2 separate regions of the Homo sapiens genome follow, and region 1 is linked to region 2. Evidence: chromatin loops called from intact Hi-C (ENCODE). Cell type or tissue: dorsolateral prefrontal cortex. All regions are shown on one strand. Links, peaks and the distances in the headings refer to the core of each region. The heading gives the core; the rest is flanking DNA.

Region 1 (10,347 bases), core at 1,682-9,681, 90 kb before region 2:
AAGCATGTTTATTGAATTAGTAGACAATGGAATACTGAGAAAGAAGGACTAAAACAAAGTTCAAATAGATGATGAGAGGCAGGAAAAAGAAACTACAGTTGACAGAAAAAATTGAATAGAAACAAATACAAATCTGTTTTCGTTATTAAAAGATAAGCTGGGCCGGGCACGGTGGCTCACGCCTGTAATCCCAGCACTTTGGGAGGCCGAGGTGGGTGGATCACCTGAGGTCAGGAGTTCGAGACCAGCCTGGCCAATATGGCAAAACCCCGTCTCTGCTAAAAATACAAAAATTAGCTGGGTGTGGTGGCGTGCACCTGTAGTCCCAGCTACTCGGGAGGCTGAGGCGGGAGAATCGCATGAACCTGGGGGTGCGGAGATTGCAGTACACCGAGATCATGCGACTGCACCCCAGCCTGGTGACAGAGCAAGACTCTGTTTCAGAAAAAAAAAGATCAAGCTGTACAAGTACAGGAAGGTTGAGTCTTGGTTTATTAACAATTATCAAGAAATTTTAAGTGACTAAAAATTCAAGAGTGGCTTCTGAAAAAACTGCTGAAACCATAGGGTAAGCTAATAGTGTCTGAAGCACCACTGTACTATGTATTCGACAGCTCACATCTAGAGTTTTCTATTCTTTTCTGCCCTCCTCCACTGAAAGTTAAAAGGAAAGAGGAGCAGAACTGTCAAGGATTTGGAAATCAGTGAAAGGAATCTAAGGAGGTTTGACCTTTCAACAAAGATTTAATGGAAAATGGCAGCTTAGTTTAAATAGTCAGAGTACTGTCACTTGAAAGAAGCATTACGAGATTTATACTATGGAGGTTCAGAGACAGAACTAGGACCAATGGGAGAAAGTGACAAGGGAAATGGTGGCTCAGTGCAAAAAAAAAAAAAACTTTTTTTTTTTTTTTTTTGAGACAGGGTCTTGCTTTGTTGCCAAGGCTGGAGTGCAGTGGTGTGATCTTGGCTCACAGCAGCCTCGACCTCCTGGGCTCAGATGATCCTCCCACCTCAGCCTTCCAAGTAGCTGGGACTACAGATGTACGCCACCATGCTCAATTAATTGTGTGTTTTTGTTTTTTTTTGGAGATAGGGTGTCACTCTGTCACCCAGACTGGAGTGTAGGGATGTGATCTTGGCTCACTGCAACCTCTGCCACACAGGTTCGAGCAATTCTTGTGCCTCAGCCACCCGAGTAGCTGGGAAAACAGGCATGCACCACCACACTCAGCTAATTTTTGTATTTTTAGTAGAGACGAGGTTTCATCATGTTGGCCAGGCTGGTCTTGAACTCCTGGGATCACGTGATCCTCCCAACTCAGCCTCCTAAAGTGCTGAGATTACAGGTGTGAGCTGCTACACCTGGCTGAAAGAATATTTTAACACAAATCTAGCAGTGATGGTCAGGCCACCTTGTCAGTGTGGTCTATCATCAGAAGCAGTCAAGCAGAGGCTGGACCATCCCTCTCAGAAATGTGCAAGAGAGAGCCCTTCACGAGGTAGAAAGTGAAATGAGAGGTTTAAAATGTTGTGATTCCAATAGAACAACTGGGATGTGGACTGCAGACTTCACTAGAAGCAAGGAAACTGAAACAGTCATGTTTGTAAATCAGATATCAACCATACCATTGAGATGAATAAAGATACGAAAACTGGCATATCAGGAAATGCCACAGACATAGAATATCTTAATTATTTTAAGGCAACTGGCAAAGTCTTATAATATCACACAGACAAGATAGAAAAATTTCAGCTTCAGATATGAACAACTAAGCCCTATGGGATTATAGGTGCATGCCATCATGCCTAGCTAGTTTTTGTATTTTTAGTAGAGACAGGGTTTTACCATGTTGGCCAGGCTGGTCTTGAACTCCTGACCTCAAGTGATCCGCCTGCCTTGGCCTCCCAAAGTGCTGGGATTACAGGCGTGAGCCACCGCACCCAGCCTGTAACTCTCAATTAAGCAATTCAGCAAACATGTCTTGCACCCACCCTCAGCAGCAAACAATGTAAGGTACTGAAGTAGACACAAAAACAAAGATTTCTCTGCTCTGAAGAGTTTGTGGACTAGTAGTTCACTGGTCAAAACCTAAAGTTTAGGTGGAACTGAAAAGAAGAGAAAGAGAAGGGAGTGTAGGATCCAAGAGCTAAACCTTGTGACCCTTTTAGGAAAGACTACAGTGATGTTAATTAAACTCGATTAATCCAGATCTTAATAGACTTAAGTGTATGGTATGGTTGATATCTGGTTAATGGACCTGAAAAGAAAGTTACAGAAGAGGTGCAGAAATGGCATGTAGATAACAACTGCTCAATAGGATGATGAAAAACCCAGTGCTCCATGAATTTTTGAGTTCTGGCTCACCAGCAAATATAACCCTTCCACTGATACCCCCATTTGACATTGACTTACCATTACTGATTTCAGGGAGGTCAAACTTAGTGAAGTCCCACCACTGGAGCCGGTAGGTAGTATTGGCAATGTTACTGGCCACAGCAGACTGTCCATCACCGATCACTGCCCCTTATGAGGAAGAAGTCAAAGACAGCACATTATATTATTTATCCACGTTTCCACTGCAAAACATAAAACAATACTGGGATTAGTAGTGGGGAGAGAAGAGGAAAAACTAGACTATGGCTGAAGAAAGCTAATGAGTCCCATCTGGCAAGTCTTTGTCTCAAAGAAAAACCAGGCATGTTTGCCAGGGAACAATTCAATGTGGAAATATAATCCCATTCATCAGTCCTTCCCATTGTTACTTAACATTTACTTAGTGCCAACAACGTGGCAGGTACTGTACATACATGGTCTGGTAGGCTCAACATCTAAAAGAGACAGGTGAATTTTCACAAAAATGTGAGAAAAGAAAAATGAAAAATGGGAAGACACCATTAACACAGAAAAGCCAGCAGCATTTCAGTCCCTGGACATCCTGATAGTAAGCAGCACTCTTTCAGACAAAGTATCTCCTCCTTTATCACTTTCTTCCTAATAGGACATCTCAAAAACAGGCTTCCTCCAGGGAAGAGGCAGCTACTATACAGCTGATTGGATAGAAACAGACAGTAAAAAACAAATAAGGTAATATTCATTCATCTCTTCTGGACCCCTGGCACGTAACACAATAAAAATTTATGAGCCTCACTTTGTAGCATCAGAATATTTTTATTAAGGCCATCTTTTATAATACCTACCCCCTAAGAACCTCCTTGAATCCACATTTGCTTGTAACATCTCCAGGTTTAACTTTCTCTGAGATATATTCTTCTGTATGACATTTTTTTCCTTGGTAACCAATTAAATAAAAAATGGATTTTTTTAACAGGGTGACACTTTAATTTGCAGTTGTATTTCATTTACATGAACATGTCATTTCCTCCTCCTCCTTCTGAGGTGCATTTCATACACAACCACCCTCCTTCTGATCAGACAGAGTCAAACCCTGTTGGAAGAATAGAACATTCTTGTATGCTAGCTAACCTAAATGGTATTCTCAGCTGTAAATCAAAGGCTACTGTGAAAAACTGAACTTGTTAGAGTTTACCAGCCTTGGAAAAATGGACAATTTCATACCCAGATTCTTCAGTATCACCTAGTCTTCCTCCTCTGCACATCACTGCAAAAGCATCTTGTGAACTGTAGTTTTTTTCTTTTAGAGAGCGGCATTTATTGCACTGCTACTCCTGGTGTCCCTTTCTTTCCCCAAATGATCAAGAGATGGTTCAAAGAGAAAACCTTCATAGAAGCCAAGAAATATGAGAAAAGTACTCTCTGCACTCTTCCGGTTGCTGCTGGCCACTGTGTCAGAAGACTGTTTTTCAGCATTAATTTATTGACAGTCTTGTCTTTGTCTCATTTTCAATTTGTAAGGAAAAGTACAAATAACAGTTCATTTCCAAAATGATGATACTTCTAGATCATGCATTCTCAACATGGGAAATATCATCCCCATGGGGGTAAAAATTGGTTCAAAGGGGCAAAAAAAAGAAAAACAAAAAAAAAAAAACAAAAAAAAACTTAGTGTAATCATTTGTTCCCCTCCAAAGCATCAGAGTATATAAATAGATACACATTGTATCTGTGATATTAAAATTTCATGGGAGGAGAGACAAGTAGGGAAAAAATGTCTAAAAAGGTTCCTCAGGAGGACAATAATGGAATAAAGGCTAAAACAAACCGTTCTAGATAAATGAATACCCACAAAACAAGACATCCTTTAAAATCTTGCAAATTCAAAGACATAAGCCCAGTCATGCTCTCCCTGAGACCTGAGAATGACAGCATTTGGGGGTGTGCTGTCAGTGAGTCCACTGACCTCAAATCTCTATTTGAGGTCCCTGTGGCGTATCATAAGATGAGGTAAATATATACCCTTGCTTTAACCTTCACAGAAAATTCCCCTTTAATAATTATATCTGACTTTTGCTGAACCTCTGGGTCATGAGGAGGGTAAGATACCTGAACGACTTTATTAAAAGGAACTTTCTTGATTTTTCTATGCCTCTTTGATAATGAAAATCATTCTTTAGTTACAAGGTCTACCACTTCCCTGGAAGGAATTATTCCATTTCATTCTGATCCAGGCTCAGTTCCACTGAGTTTCCGAATTGTTTCCTGGGCTTGCTTATCAAGATGGTTGACACCCTCCTTTGACCACTAGTCTCTCAAATTAATTTAGCTCCTTATCATTTTCTCCAGCTTTTAACAACCCCAAATGATAGAAGGTAAGTTGATTTTCTCAGTACATGATGAACAAAATGCTAGTTGCTAAGAGAGGGTAGAAAATAAATTGAAAAAACAAACTTCATATTTTAAGAGCTTATTCTGGGGGAAGGGATAAGAACTACAAACAGGAAAACAGTTAAGGAATAATACCAGATGCTTTTTGAGTACTGTGGATCTGCAAATGGGAACACAAATGATTAAGACTCCCAAATCCCGGCTCCAGAGGCATCCTGTACTGTCCATGTCTCAAGAAACATCTTCTGGAGAACAGCTGTGCCATAAAATCAACATGTAGGGTTGCCACTGTGTGGAAGAGACTGGGGAGGTGCTCTCTGCCAATGGTGCCAGGGTGCTGAGGAGGAATGAAGCCTGGCACCAAGGAGAGTCATTTTTTTTGTGTCATATAAACACAGATTAGGGAGCTAAAGATGCCAGCAACAGATTAGAGTACTGTTACCAGGTTCTTTTCTTCAAGAACTGTAGGCCAACTGAGCCTGTCTCTTGGAAACAACAGGAGGAAAAAGCCTGATGTTATTAAAACAACCCCAACCATTTAGTAGGCCTCTGGCCACTAAGATGAAGGCAGGAAATGTGCCAGAGGGGGTTAATGGACTGAGCTAGAAAGTATTTACATACGAGGCACTTAGCCTCAGAAACCAAATCCTGAGAGACTGCTAAGGGATTTCTAAGGTTTCAAGGTTCTCCCATGTAGTAATGACAGAATGGAACAAGCTAGACTCAGAGTTTCTCAACCTCTGCACTACTGAAATTTTAGGACAGATAATTATTTGTGTGAAGAGTCTTGTGCATCGCAGAACATTTAGCATCCCTGGCCTCTACCCACTAGATGCCAGTAGCACCCCACTCCACATAGTTGAGACAACCAAAAATGTCTCCAGACACTGCCGAATGTCCTCTGGGGATAAAAATCATTCCTAGTTGAGAAATGCTAAGCTAGATAAACATATCCTACATTTTAACTCCAGGGTAGGTGCTCTTAGCACCACTACTAGAATGTCTGCTGCTAACAAGTGATGCTGTTATAGTCATGGAAAGAAACTAATCCAAGGCACAGCATTACAACTTCAATTTTCCATATCTGCCAATGGGATCTTACGGCTTGTTTTTTGTTTGTTTTGAGAATACAGGTTTCAGAATCAACTGGACCAGATTTTGACACTTCCTGTCATTATCTACTATAGTGTGACTTTGTATAAATTAATCTCTCTGAACCTCAGTTTCCTTATCTGTAGAAAAGGGTATAATAGTACCTACAACTTACAGGATTGTTGGAAGAACTTACTAAGACAATAAATACAAAGTGGTCGGGCATGGTGGCTCACGCCCATAACCCCAGCACTTTGGGAGGCCAAGGTGGGCAGATCACTTGAGCCCAGGAATTTGTAACCAGCCTGGACAGAGTGAGACTCTTATCGCAAAAAAAAAAAAGGCCACGCGCAGTAGCTCACACCTGTAATCCCAGCACTTTGTGAGGCCAAGGCAGGAGGATCACTTGAGGTCAGGAGTTCGAGACCAGCGTGACCAACATGGTGAAACCCTACCTCTACTAAAAATACAAAAATTAGCCAGGCATAGTGGTGTGTGCCTGTAGTCTCAGTTACTTGGGATGCTGAGGCATGAGAATTGCTTGAACCCAGGAGGAGGAGGTTGCAATGAGATGAGATCGCACCACCACACTGCAGCCTGGGCAACAGAGCAAGATTCTGTCTCAAAAAACCCAAAAACACAAAACACAAAAATTAGCCAGGTGTGGTGGCGTGTACCTGTAGTCCCAGCTACCCAGGAGACTGAGGTGGGATAGCTTGAGTCTGGAAGGTGGAGGTTGCGGTGAGCTGAGACTGCACCACTGCACTACAGCCTGGGTTACAGAGCCAGACCATCTTGTAGATAGATAGATAGATAGATAGATAGATAGATAGATAGATAGATAGATAGATAGATAGATAGATAGATAGTGATGGCAAATACTAAGTGCATAATAAATGGCCTTTAAAATTATGTCTGTCATCTACTCCACTCTCTGTGTGTATTGCATCTACAGTTACAGCCTGGGTGACACAGCCAGACCATCTTGTAAATAAATACATAAATAAATAGTGATGGCAAATACTAAGTGTCTAATAAATGGCCTTTAAAGTTATATCTGTCATCTACTCCAATCTCTGTGTGTATTTCATCTACAGTTACACTACTACTTACATCAGCATCAACAGACAGCTTATAGAGAGATGTCCTTGTGTAAGAGACTGGCCCAAATAGTGTGCCAGGGCCAAGAGAGAGAAGTGTTTAATCTGAAGATTAAAATAAACTGTCTAGGCCCTATACTATTTGGCAACTTTCTCCTTGAAAACAGCCCAGGCCAAGACAGACCACCTTCTGGGCCACAAAACACAATGTAACAAATACAAAAGAAAAGGAATAATACATATTACACTTGCAGACTACAAGAGAACTAAACTAGAAATCCGTAATAAAAAGATAACTGGAAAATCCTATAAAACTGACAGATTAAACAATACATTTCTGAACAACACATGGCTCAAAGAATATGTCTCAAGAGAGATTTAAAAATATTTTGGATTAAATGTAAATGAAAATGAAAACATGACTTCTCAAAATTCGTGAAATGTAGTGAAAGCAGTGCTTAGAGGGAAATTTATAGCATTGAATGCATGTATAAGAAAAGACGAAAGATCTAAAATCTGTAATTTAAGCACCTACCATAAGAAAGAAGAAAAAGAGCAAATTAAACCCAAAGTAAGCAGAAGAAAAACATGAGCAGAAACCAATGAAACTGAAAACAGGAAATCACCTATAGAGAAAAATCAATAAAACCAAAAACTTTGAAAGATCAATAAACAATAAACATCTAGGTAGGCCAACTACGAAAAAAGAGAGAAGATACAAATTACTAATACCAGAAAAGAAAGGGGGGCCATCACTACTGATCCCATGGACACCAAAAGGACAATAAGGGAATACTATGAACAACCGTATGCCTACAAATTTGAAAACCTACATGCAATGGACTAACTTTCCTTGAAAGACACAGTATATTACAATTTACACAAGAGACAAATAATCTAAATAGGCCTATATCTATTAAATTGAAGCAATCATTAATAATCTCCTAAAACAGAAAGAACTGGGCCCAGATGGTTTCACTAAATTCTACCAAACATTTAAGGAAGAAATTGTACCAGTTCTCTAACGTCTCTTCCAGAAAATAGAAATATGAAATACCTGCAACTAACATCATACTCAATGGTGAGGAACTAGATACTTTCCCCCTAAGACCAGGAACAAGGCAAGGAAGCCCCTTCTTACCAATACTTTTCAACATCATATTGGAAGTCCTAGCTAATGCAATCAGAAACCACCCCCCACCGCAAAACAAAGTAAATAAAAGGTATACAGATTGGAAGAAATCTGTTTGTTGCCAGATGACATCACTGTCTAATCCCAAAGAATCAACAAAAAAACTCCAGTAACTATTAAATAATTATAGCAAGGTTTCAAGATACAAGGTCAACTGCTTTCCTATATTGCAGCAATGAACAAATGAATGACTGGAACTTGAAATTAAAAATACACCACCACTTACATTAGCATCAAAAAAATAAACTTAGGTATAAATCTAACAAAATATGTACAAGGTCTATAGGAGGAAAGCTACAAAACTGATGAAAGACATCACAAAGGATAAAACTAAATTAGCGAGATATTCCATGTTCATGAATAGGAAGGCTCAGTACTGTTACAATGTCAATTCTTCTCAGCTGGATCTACAGATTCAACACAATCCCAATCAAAATCCTGAATTATTTTGTGAATATTAACAATCTGATTCTAAAGTTTATATGAAAGGGCAAAAGACCCAGAATAGCCAACACAATATGGAAGGAAAACACAAAATTGGAGGATTGACACAACCCAACTTCAAGACTTAATATAGGCCGGGCGCAGTGGCTCACGCCTGTAATCCCAGCACTTTGGGAGGCCAAGGCAGGTGGATCATGAGGTCAGGAGTTTAAGACCAGCCTGACCAACATAGTGAAATCCCATCTCTACTAAAAATACAAAAATTAGCGGGGCGTGGTGGCGCATATCTGTAATCCCAGCTATTCAGGAGGCTGAAGCAGGAGAATCGCTTGAACACAGTAGGTGGAGCTTGCAGTGAGTCGAGATCACGCCACTGCACTCCAGCCTGGGCAACAGAGCGAGACTGTCTCAAAAAAAAAAAAAAAAACAACTAATGTCCACACAAACACCTACACATGGATATTTATAGCAGCTTTATTTATTTATTCATAATTGTCAAAACTTGGAAGCAACCAAGATGTTCTTCATTTAAGAGATGAATGGATAAACTGTGGCACATCCATACAATGGAATATTATTCATGCTAAAAGAAATGAGCTATCAATCCACAAAAAGACATGGAGGAACCTTAAGTGCATGTTACTAAATGAAAGAAGTCAAAGGCTACATACTATAGGATTCCAACTGTATGAGATTCTGGAAAAGGAAAAGTTATAGAGACAGAAAAATGATGGGTAGTTGGTAGGGGTTGGTTTGCAGGGAGGCAGAGACGAACAGGTGAGCACAAGATTTTTTTTTTTTTTCTTTTCTTGAGAGAGGGTCTCACTCCATTGCCCAGGCTGGAGTGCAGTGGTGCAATCACGGCTCACGGAAGCCTCAATTTTCTGGGCTCAGATGATCCTCCCACCTCAGCCTCCCGAGTAGCTGGGGCTACAGGTGTGTGCCACCATGACCAGCTGATTTTTTTTGTATTTTTTGTAGAGATGGGGTTTCACCATGTTGCCCAGCCTTGTCTCCAACTCCTGAACTCAAGAGATCCACCTGCCTTGGCCTCCCAAAGTGTTGGGATTATAGGCATGAGCCACCATGTACAGCCACAAGGAGATTTTTTAAGCAGTAAAGTTATTTTCTATGTTACTACAATGTTGGATACATGGCACATACATTTGCCAAAACCAGTGAAATTTACAACACCAAGCATGAACCCTAATGTAAACGCATACTTTGAGTGATAATGATGTGTCTACGTTGGTTCATCAGCTGCAGCAAATGTACCACACTGGTGTGGACAGTGGGGAAGCCTGTGGGTGTAAGGGGAGGGAGTATATGGGAACTGTCTGTATTTTCCACTCAACTTTTAATAAACCTAAAAAAGAGGGAGGGGCCACGACTTTCATTCACATTCTAGGAGACAGTGGGAACAGCAGCTGTTCATAAGGACAATACTAGTCATGGTAGTTCATATCTATCATATAACCACAGAAATTCCTTTCATTGAGGCTTAGAGCAAAAGAAGAAATAAAGATTATTCTGATGACAGACAAAACAAGGAGGAAAAGAAGCTTAAATCCAGTGATCCTGGCTAACTATCAGCCAACAACAATGGCAAAAACTAAGCTGCCAAGTCTCATTCCAGAGTCAGGTCTTCAACTTGTAGGCCAGAGCTCCCAGAATGTGTCTAGGGATAAAATCATAATAATCATCACAGTCACATGATAGGTGAGCTCTGCCAAGCCTAATAGCCTCTGTGCATCTCTCTACCTTTGCTTCTC
Region 2 (10,347 bases), core at 1,347-9,346:
TTGCCTAACCACCCCCAATGACGAATACATTCGATATCTAAATGTTACTGCCAGCTGGGAGAGGTGGCTCACGCCTGTAATCCCAATACTTTGGGAGGCCAAGGGCAGCGGATCACTTGAGGTTAGGAGTTCAAGACCGGCCTGGCCAACATGGTGAAACCCTGTCTCTACTGAAAATACAAAAAATTAGCCAGGCATGGTGGTGGGCGCCTGTAATCCCAGCTACTCAGGAGGCTGAGGCAGGAGAATCACTTGAACCTGGGAGGCGGAAGTTGCAGTGAGCTGAGATCGGGCCACTGCACTCTAGCCTGGGTGACAGAGCAAGACTATGTCTCAGAAATAAATTAATTAATTAATTAATATAAAATTACTTTCTTATGAAGAGGCAAGAGATGCCTGGATTTTTCCAATCACTTAATAAGACACAGAAGACTAAGTGGATGAAGGCCAGTATGTATGTGATTGTCAGAGATAGAACAGGGCTATGTTTTTCTCATACAAGGGTGTCAGAGAACAAATGTACACTAACACCTCAAGGTGGCAATTATTAGAATAAAACAAAAGTTTTTCTCAAAAACTTGAGGAGGAAGCTCCTGAAAACCCGTAGTAGGAGAATTTACTACTGATAAGCTTAAGAGCTTATGGGGGAAGAAAGGTTGAAGAGTTCTTTTGAGATGTTGTTTCTCTCTTTTGCCGAGGCTGGAGTGCAGTGGTGCGATCTCAGCTCACTGCAACCTCTGCCTCCCGGCTTCAAGCGATTCTCTTGCCTCAGCCTCCCAAATAGCTGGGACTACAGGCACCCACCACCATGCCCAGCTAATTTTTGTATTTTTAGCAGAGATGGGGTTTCACCATGTTGGCCAGGCTGGTCTCAAACTCCTGACCTTGTGATCCGCCCACCTTGGCCTTCCAAAGTGCTGGGATTACAGGCGTGAGCCACAGTGCCCGGCCTTAAGAGTTCTAATCTATGAAATCTATGAAATAATGTTCAGTTAAATAAAACAGGAAATAAGAAATACTTTATATATCTTACATTAGTAATAATGAGTAGCATACAATTAATTTTCATTTACCACTAACAACGCTCATACTCTTGGGCACTAGCAATTCCACTTCTAGAACTTCATCTTCTAAAAACACTTAAGTACACAAAGATCCTGCAACACTGTGAAAAAGAAAACAAAACATGGCCAACATGGTGAAACCCTGTCTCTACTAAAAATACAAAAATTAGCCAGGCCTGGTGGCACACACTTGTAATCCCAGCTACTCGGGAGGCTGAGGCACGAGAATCGCTTGAGCCCCAGAGGTGGAGGATGCAGTGAGCCAAGATTGCACCACTGCACTCCAGCCTGGGCTACAAAGCGAGACTCTGTCTCAAAAGAAAAAAAAAAAAGGAAAAGAATTAAAATAAATGGAAAAATGTGTTTTGATTAGCATAGAAAAAATTCTGGAGTTAACACACACACAAATTGTTAATAGCAGATCTCTGAGCAGTGGCTTTAAGAGGATATCCACTTTCTACAATTGTACATTTCTGTAATGTTTGATTTTTTACAAATGAATTGACAATAGTTTTGTAATTAGCAAAAAACAGGAATTTCATTTCCATTTATGATCTCTTGTTTACTATTAATTTTTCAAGCTCTCCCTTCCTCACAGTTCGATAACACGCCTTCTTGTTTGGAGGTTGGGGAAGAGTGGAGGGGCTTTGTTGCAGGTAATATGCCTGCTGAGATGATTGATTCATTCATTTGTTCAACCGTTCATCAGCTCTTCACCCAAACATTTAAGGCCTCTCTTATCTTGACAGAACAAGTCACTCCTCCTTTTTGGTTCTCAACACAGTCTCAAGACACAAATCAATCTAAAAGTGTGCAGAGTTGGCCTAGCTTTAATTTACGCTACTTAGCTCCTAGGTCTATTCTCAACCAGCAGCCACAGTTATCTTTTTAAAATATAAGATCATGCTACTCCACTTCTGATGGTTTCCCAAGTCACTCAAAGGAAAAGGCAAAAATCTTTTAAATGGCTTAGAAGACCCTGCATAATCTCATCCTTGTCACCTCTCCAACTTCATCTTCTATCACTCCATCCCTTGCTGTGCTCCAGCTGCACTGGCTGACGGTGCCAAGCATCTCAGAGATTTTGCATTCGCCCTTTCCTCTGTCTAAAATGTCCTTCCCCTAGTGTCGACGGGGTTTGTTTTCGCACTTCTTTAAGGTCTCCTCTGCTCCAGTGTAACCTTATCAAACCTTTTTTGATGATCCTATTTCAAATTGCAGCATCCCCTACATTTTTTATACATTTCTCTTTTTTGCCATAGAACTTATCACTGTCTGGCATACTAGATATCTTATTTTTTTATTGTCTTTCTCCCATTAGAATGAGAGAATTATTGCTGGCATTTAAATAGCACCTGGTGCCAGCCAGGTGCGGTGGCTCAGGCCTATAATCCCAGAACTTTGGGAGGCCGAGGCGGGCGGAGCACCAGAGGTCAGGAGTTCAAGACCAGTCCGGCCAACATGGTGAAACCCCGTCTTTACTAAAAATACAGAAAAGTTAGCCAGGCGTGGTGGCAGGCGCCTGTAATCCCAGCTAGTTGAGAGGCTGAGGCAAAAGAATCACTTGAACCCGGGAGGCGGAGGTTACAGTGAGCCCAGATCGCACCATTGCACTCCAGCCTGGGCAAGAAGAGCGAAACTCCATCTCAAAATAAAGTAAAATAAATAGCACCTGAAATCCAGCAGGTGCTTGGTAAATATCTGTTAATGGAATGAGTGAATGGATGGATGCATGGATCAATCACAGTTTACAAGCCCAACTCTCAGCGTTATTAGGAAGAACCAAACTCATCCAGGAAGCAGTCCTTGTGCATACTCCTCAGTTCCCTCTTCCTTTTTCTGAGAGACAGGGTCTCCACTCTGTTGCCCAGGCTGCAGTGCAGAGGCGCAATCATGGCTCACTGCAGCCTCAACCTTCTGAGCTCAAGCGATCCTCCCACCTCAGCCCCACGAGTAGCTGGGACTACAGGCACATGCCACGATGCCCAGCTAATTTTTGAGCTTTTTGTAGAGATAGGGTTTCACCATGTTGCCCAGGCTGGTCGCAAATTCCTGAGCTCAAACCATCTGCCCAACTTGGCTTCTCAGAGTGCTGGGATTACAGGCATGAGCCACCACACCCAGCCCTCAGTACCCTATTCTAAAGCCTGAGTTTACCTTCCCCAGCTTCCCTTCCCTTACATCTCTTAAAATAAGTTTGTTAATTCCACCACAGGCTTTGTCTCCTTTTTATTTCCCAATACTTGTTCCTCTCTCTTCCTAGAAAGAACACGTCATAATTTGCCTGTATCACAAATGAAATTCTCACAGTTGAGGATTCTTTCCTATTTGTCCTTAAATGCCGAACTTCTAACTAAGAAGAACTCAGAAGTTAGAAAGCGTTTACTGTATAGTATCTTGAATACCAAAGACAACAATTCCACCAGTTTTTTTCAGGGGGAACTATTCACACTCCGCATAATTAGAGGTAAAGCAAAACTTTCTGCTAACTAACATAAGGATTCTGACCTCCACAAGAAAAAAGGGACCTACAAGCATCTCAAAACTTAACAAGGTTCACTCTCATGATGCTCAGACTCCAAAACAAAAGATGAGAGCACACATTTTCTCAAACCCTAAAAATCCTACTTCTAAGCAAATTTAATGAATGCCTTCCACAGAAACTTAAAGAAAAAGCATCAGTAGGAAAGAACCTTCGCATTTAAATTGGATTATCCACATGTAATTTTTGAACTAAATCAAGACCAAGTATACCTTCATAGAGATTGCAGAAGAATCTTTAAGGAGAAAAAAAATACCAACAGCACTGACTGGCAGAGATAATAATATTACTGAGGTGCCAAGCCAAAGACCTAATAATATTACTGAGATGCCAAGCCAAAGACCAACAAAATGGTGTCAAGAGCAAGCTGTATTCAATAGGAATGGGGTACCAAAAAGATAAAAAAAGGGAAGGCTGCATATGATGCCAGTGCTCTCGAGGAAGGCGCAGACCCTGAGTCATCAGTGTAAAGCCAATATGAAGGACACATATTGGCCAGGTGCAACAGACTTATTACAGGCTTCAGGACAACCCATTCACAAGTTAGGAACATAGCACACAGTGAAACATCAGAGGTCACCGGAGCTCAAGTTTTGGAAGGTGTGACTTCCTTGTACAACTCTAAGTAATACCGTTTCATTTATTTAACAAGTGATTATTGAGCCAATGACTCTCTGTAAGACCAAATGATGGGATATAGTAATAGGTTTTTTAATCTTTTTTACTAAAAAGGCCAAACAGGACTTATATTGCATATGAAACCATAAGGAACATAATTTCAATTCTACTTATTCAATTCAACTAACATTTACTGAGCATCTACTGTGTGGCCAGGTAGTATTCTAGGTAGACAAGGGATATATACAGACATGATCACTGCCTTCAGGGAGCTCACTGACGGAAAGGTAAACAAATAATTTTCTGTCATGGGTGCAATATCACAAAGAAGTATCTAGTACACATGCAACAAAGAAAAGGAAGTGATTACTTGGGACAGTCAGGGAAGGTTTCCCAAGGGACACGGTGACAGCTGTGCTGGGTTTTGAATAATAAATTGTGTATATTCCCCATCCAAAGAAACTGGGAGAGATTAGATATCGAAACTCTTTAGACTCAGCTAGATCAATGGCACAGAAAAACTACTAAATTTGGACCCCTTTCTATAGTAGTCAGGCTAAGAAGACTGCTACTTTCCTCATTTTTAGGTTGCCGGCCCCCTTTTGTGGACCTACAATCAGCCCCGCAGACACCCATTTATTTTCCTCCATCAATGTTTGGGCCGAGGCCTCCCTGGAGAATCCCCAAGTGACTGGAGCTGAGGGATCAAATAAGTGTGGTGGCCCACGAAGCCTCAAAGGGCTTCAGACTGTTCTAAGCTCCAAAGCAATTCCCCCATAAAAGTCTAAGAAACTTAGCAATCCAATGAGGGCTTCTAACTCTAACCTTGATGGCCACATTTCACACTAAGGCCGTCAATGTACTTCCCCAGTCTTCATCTATCATGAGAGAAAAAGACCTAAATTCTCAGAAGACGCTCAGTCTTACTAAATACTCCAGACCCAAGTCTTTAACTACCTAGAGACAGAATACAGAAACAATTAGTGCTTCTAGGAGGAGATTGAGACCAATTTTTATCTCTCTCAGTTGCTGGAATTTTAATAGTGAACATCCCTAACAGGGATCACTTTATTGGGATTAATCAATGTAGTTCTATGGGCAAATAACTAAAACAGCATTTCTCCTAGAAGCATTGTGTTAGTTACCATTCTACCCAAAAATAATAATTACAAATTATCTAACAGACCTCCAATTTCTTACAATAAGAGTTAACTGAAAAGTTCCCTCAGGCAATGACCTACATGAGCAACAGAGGTTTTGACAAAGAAAACTGCTGTTTGAAGGCACTTATTTCAAATGAAACGGAGGAAAGGGTGCCCTCTTCAGGGCCCAGGAGTTCAAACCCCACTTTTGCTTACAAACACCTCTTTAAGAAATCATTTACTCTCTCTGTTTTGTCATCAGAGAGAGACTAGACTACAAAAGTTCTAGGTTCCCTCCAGTTTTAACTTGCCATTGAAACCATTTTCTTTTTCCTAGTACCAGTTTTTAAAGGCCAAGGGCACCCTACCGCAAGGAGCCACAATACCCTGATCTTCTGCTGGATCCTGCACTCCCACACAGAGAAATCATTTCTTTGTAGTGAAGCAAAGGCCCACCACTCAAGTTGCAATGTAGCGTCAGACTATTATAAAAAGACAGTTTGCCCTCCACTGCCCACAGGCAAAAGGAGACAAACCGTGTACTGGTTATTACCACTTGGCAGCACACAGCTACACTGAAATACACACTGTATGCTTATCAATACCCTCACTATTTGCAAACACTATTAAATATCCCAGCAGCACCAAGGATCCAGACATCTCTCCTTTGCCTATCTTCTACTATAAGGCCAATGAACAAAACTTTCTCCTTTCAAGTACAATCACCTTTTATGAACTCCACTCACTCAGGAACAACAGTCATCTACAAAAACAGGCTTTGTTAAAAGAACCAACCTCGTACACAAACAGCAGGGACACCTTTTCTTCCCAGTCATCCTAACCTAGCAGCAGCAGCCCAACAGTGACACCTGCTGGAGAACTAGAAGCAAGGGTTGGCTCATCACCTAGAGACTTTCAGCCCCTTTAGAAGGCAGAGGAAGAGGCAGACCAGCACCTGTTTGTCTTAGTGATTTACATCAGAATGCAGCCATTCAAATGGTGGTCCTTCTTTAATGTGTACGCACTTATTTTACAACATACCTCATTTTTGAGACAGCTGTCAGCCCTTATGGTATACGACATCCTAGCTCATTTAAAAGTGATTCCATATAAATAATGTAACTACTGTATTAATATACTATCTTACAATGAGAACCCTGAGTTATTTGTATATTTTAAAAGAAAATGAGCATAAATATAAAATTGTTTACAGTGAGATGACCAGGGACTTCATTTTTATAATACACATTTTTAAATGGTTGAACTTTAAACCACAATGCATATATTTTTTGGCACCAGAAAAGAAAAAAATACTTAAACAAAAAATTATGGTACATCCTTAATAGTTTCTGGGTTTTTTTTTAGACGGAGTCTTGCTCTGTCGCCCAGGCTTGAGTGCAGTGGTGCAATCTCGGCTCACTGCAACCTCCGCCTCCCCGGGTCCAAGTGATTCTCCTGCCTCAGCCTCCCACGTAGCTAGGACTACAGGCATGCACCACCATGCCTGGCTAATTTTTTTTGTATTTTTAATAGAGACGCGGTTTTACCATGTTAGCCAGGCTGGTCTCGAACTCCTGACCTCAGGCAATCTGCCTGCTTCGGCCTCTCAAAGTGCTGGGATTACAGGCGTGAGCCACTGCACCTACCCAGTAGTTTCTGGGTTTTAAATAACCTACTTTATTAAGTGATTAATAATATTTTAGATGTATAATATCATAGCCATTAGTCACATGTGATTATTTAAATTACTTAAAAATTTAAAGATTACATTTATTTTCTCAGATCACAGTAGCAGCATTTCAAATGCTCAATAGCCATGTGTGGCCAGTGGCTACCATCTTACATAGCACAGATAGAGAACATTTCCATCAGTGTAAGAAGTTTTATTGGACAGCATTGCTCTAGAAAATCTAGTGGTTACAGACAAAATTATCTGATATCTAGGTGCCGGGAGCAGACGGAATATAGATTAAAGAAAGCCAGCCAAGCATTGATAACCTTTGAAGTCAGGTTATAGGTGTATGGAAGCTCAGTTATACTTTTCTCTTCGTTTTTATATATGTTTGAAGATTTCCATAATAAAATATTAAAAGAAAAAAAGTGGTTCACTTAAAAATGAAGTTATCGGCCAGGCGCAGTGGCTCACACCTGGAATCCCAGCACTTTGGGAGGCCAAGGTGGGCAGATCACCTGAGGTCGGGAGTTTGAGAGCAGCCTGATCAACATGGAGAAAATCCGTCTCTACTAAAAATACAAAATTAGCCAGGCGTGGTGGCGCATGCCTATAATACCAGCTACCCGGGAGGCTGAGGTAGGAGAATCACTTGAACCCAGGAGATGGAGGTTGTGGTGAGCCGAGATCACACTATTGCACTCTAGCCTGGGCAACAAGAGCGAAACTCCATCTCAAAAAAATAAAAATGTTATATTAAGGAAAATGCCATGAAGGGCAGCTTGCACAAATCTTTAGTCATGAAGACCAGAGTTCAAATTCTCACTCAGAGACCTATTATATGATCTTTCACAAGAAACTGACTTCCCTGAGCCTCACTTTCCTCAACTTTATAAAATGGAAAATTGAATACCTGACTTGCATAGAGTCGTTGTTGAAGGCAGAAGGAATTATTTCAAAGCAAGAACACAATACCTAACACATAGTAGGCCCTCAGTAACTGGTATCTCTTTTTTTCCTTTTTTCTTGAGATGGAGTCTTGCTCCATCACCCAGGCTGGAGTGCAGTGGCGTGATCTTGGCTCACCGCAACCTCCATCTCCTGGGTTCAAGCGATTCTCCTGCCTCAGCTTCCCAAGCAGATGGGACTACAGGCCTGCGCCACCAAGCCCGGCTAATTTTTGTATTTTTAGTAGAGATGGGGATTTACCATGTTGGCCAGGCTGGTCTCGAACTCCTGACCTTAAGTGGTCTGCCCGACTCAGCCTCCCAAAGTTCTTGGATGACAGGCGTGAGCCACCGTGCCCGGCAGTAACTGGTATCTCTAATTATCATCAAACAATAGAGTTTATTTAAACCACTCAGGAATTTCTCAGAATAGCACATGAAGAGGTACTACTAAAGCAGAATGGACAAAAGCTAACCAGAGCACACTGGTATTACGGAAACAGCAACTGCTTGGTTTCTTAGAGCAGTAACTGAAGACAGTCCTTTTACAGAGATCTTTAATAAACTTTTAAAGTGCCTACTACATGTCATGCCCTGTGTTGACTGCCTTCTCACCACTCTTGGCAAAGAGGAAGAACAGAGGCTCGGGCTCCTGATGAAGACCAGTATGCCAGGCACAATATTCCAAAACCAGGAATTGAGGAGCTGTTAATCCAGAACTGGTTTCAAGCATATGGGCAGAGTTAGCAACCTCTCTATTTTATTCATCTTTCACATCTAGTCAAGTCTCCCTCTGCTTCCTACCCAGGGCCCTTAGTAACTGCCTAAGAACCTACACATACCATACCCTTTCCTCCCTTAACATGTGCTGTTTCCCTAAAATAAAAAGGTCTTGCTCTCTCCAAATCCTATCCATCTTTCAAGACTTGATTTTGCAAAGCCTTCTTGGATGATACTTCCCTCTCTCTGAGACTACATCCAATCTCGGTACCATACAATGAAGCATTTGCTCATCTATACTTTTGAAAAATTTCGTTGTCTTGCCTCCACAATAACACTGTAGACTCAGGTGGGTAAAGACCATGTATTATACTTCTTTTGTATTTCCCACAGTGCCTAGCACAGTGTTAGAAAATTTGTAACCATTCAACTAATACTTATTGACTGAGTGACTGTCTAAAGCATCCTCCCAAAATAACAAGTACATTATGTGCATAATTCATATTCCCACCCTTGTTAGAAGCTTATGTCAGAGAAATTTCAGTTGCTTCGACAGAGGATGTAATGCAGCGCAATATGCTGTTTGGATCCAACAGGCATATTCTTGGAGTTGGTGATTATGCTAGCTTTGACCTTTACAAAATTACAGAAAGAAGTCCCTAATAAATCAAGATAGATGCGCACATAGCCATACATGGAACATATGGTGGGCGATCAACTACACCTACTCTGTTTCTCCCATGAAAGAGTTGGCTAGGATGCCAATCTGAGTATGGAGAGTCTTTCCTTCCATGAATTATTCTTCTTCTCCACCCCAAGGTGAAAGTCCACCTGGAAGGTCCATTCAGAGAATCTCAACTGAGCAATAGGCTGCCCAAAAACAAGTATCTCTGAAAAAATTGGAATTTTTCTTGACATACATATATATACATATATGTATTTTTTTTTCTTTTCCCTTTGTCAAACTGCAGTGTTCCAAAAGATAAGGATTAGGAAGTGAACTCAGTTGTCCAAAGCAATACAATCAGCGAAGAGCCAATATACTAATCTCTACCATGCAGGGTTCTCTTTTACTTATTCCTAGGCACTCTGGGACTACTACAATAAGTAGTCCTGCACATACAATGTCTCGACAAGGTCAAAAAGCAGGCAGAGAAAGTCAATGGTTCCATCTCCTCATGCCTCTCTAACCTAATCTACACTCTCCTTTCAAGGCTAAAGCCAGAACCTTGAGCTTAGCCGAAATAGAGCTAGCGCAGCCAACTGACTCATACTGCTAGGCCCTATCCTATCTCTGCCACCAGAGCAAGATTTTCCAAGAAAATGCAATGGCGAGATCAGAAGCAGATGCGTGGGTCCCAGACACTCCAGATACAGCCACAACATCTATAGGACTCAAGGAAATGATACAAGGAGAAAAGCAAGGGATGCAGAAGATAGGAAAGCGACTGCTTACCTCCTGAGTGAATCCTCCTCAGAGCTCTCCTCAGGCATATCCTGATGTAAGGCCTCCTGTGACACAGTTCCAGATCTGCTGGACTGGGTGTAAATTCTTTCCCAGTGGCCTGTCTCCTGGTTAAAGGCCACCCCCACAGTCCTCTCCTCCTGCGGACTAGCAGAGCTGCTCAACTCCAGCCTGCTG

The links. Hi-C counts contacts between places; a loop is a spot of excess contacts. Peaks named below come from ENCODE experiments on the same cell type or tissue, not always from the same donor. Only the 100,000 strongest peaks of a DNase experiment are listed, where the experiment ranks them.
Region 1: it touches region 2 in a loop (4-fold over the local background); 11 of 110 quality-filtered maps call a loop at or near these places.

Annotation. Positions count from the first base shown.
Region 1 is chr11:46,441,072-46,451,418 of GRCh38, forward strand. AMBRA1 (autophagy and beclin 1 regulator 1) reads right to left here. Exons shown (of 18, transcript NM_001387011.1): 12 at 2,417-2,527. Among named protein-coding and RNA genes, the nearest start is that of MIR3160-2, 5.6 kb to the right of the region's middle. RefSeq lists an enhancer at 4,990-5,491. In dorsolateral prefrontal cortex, for the core only: a CTCF peak has its summit at 5,594 (motif pointing right); no DNase peak of the experiment used is centred there; H3K27ac peaks cover 668 bases.
Region 2 is chr11:46,531,784-46,542,130 of GRCh38, forward strand. It overlaps AMBRA1 (autophagy and beclin 1 regulator 1), which reads right to left. Exons shown (of 18, transcript NM_001387011.1): 7 at 10,162-10,347. Among named protein-coding and RNA genes, the nearest start is that of AMBRA1, 57 kb to the right of the region's middle. RefSeq lists enhancers at 5,842-6,345, 6,346-6,851 and a silencer at 10,176-10,347. In dorsolateral prefrontal cortex, for the core only: CTCF peaks have their summits at 6,236 (motif pointing left) and 6,439; a DNase peak (open chromatin) is centred at 6,228; H3K27ac peaks cover 699 bases.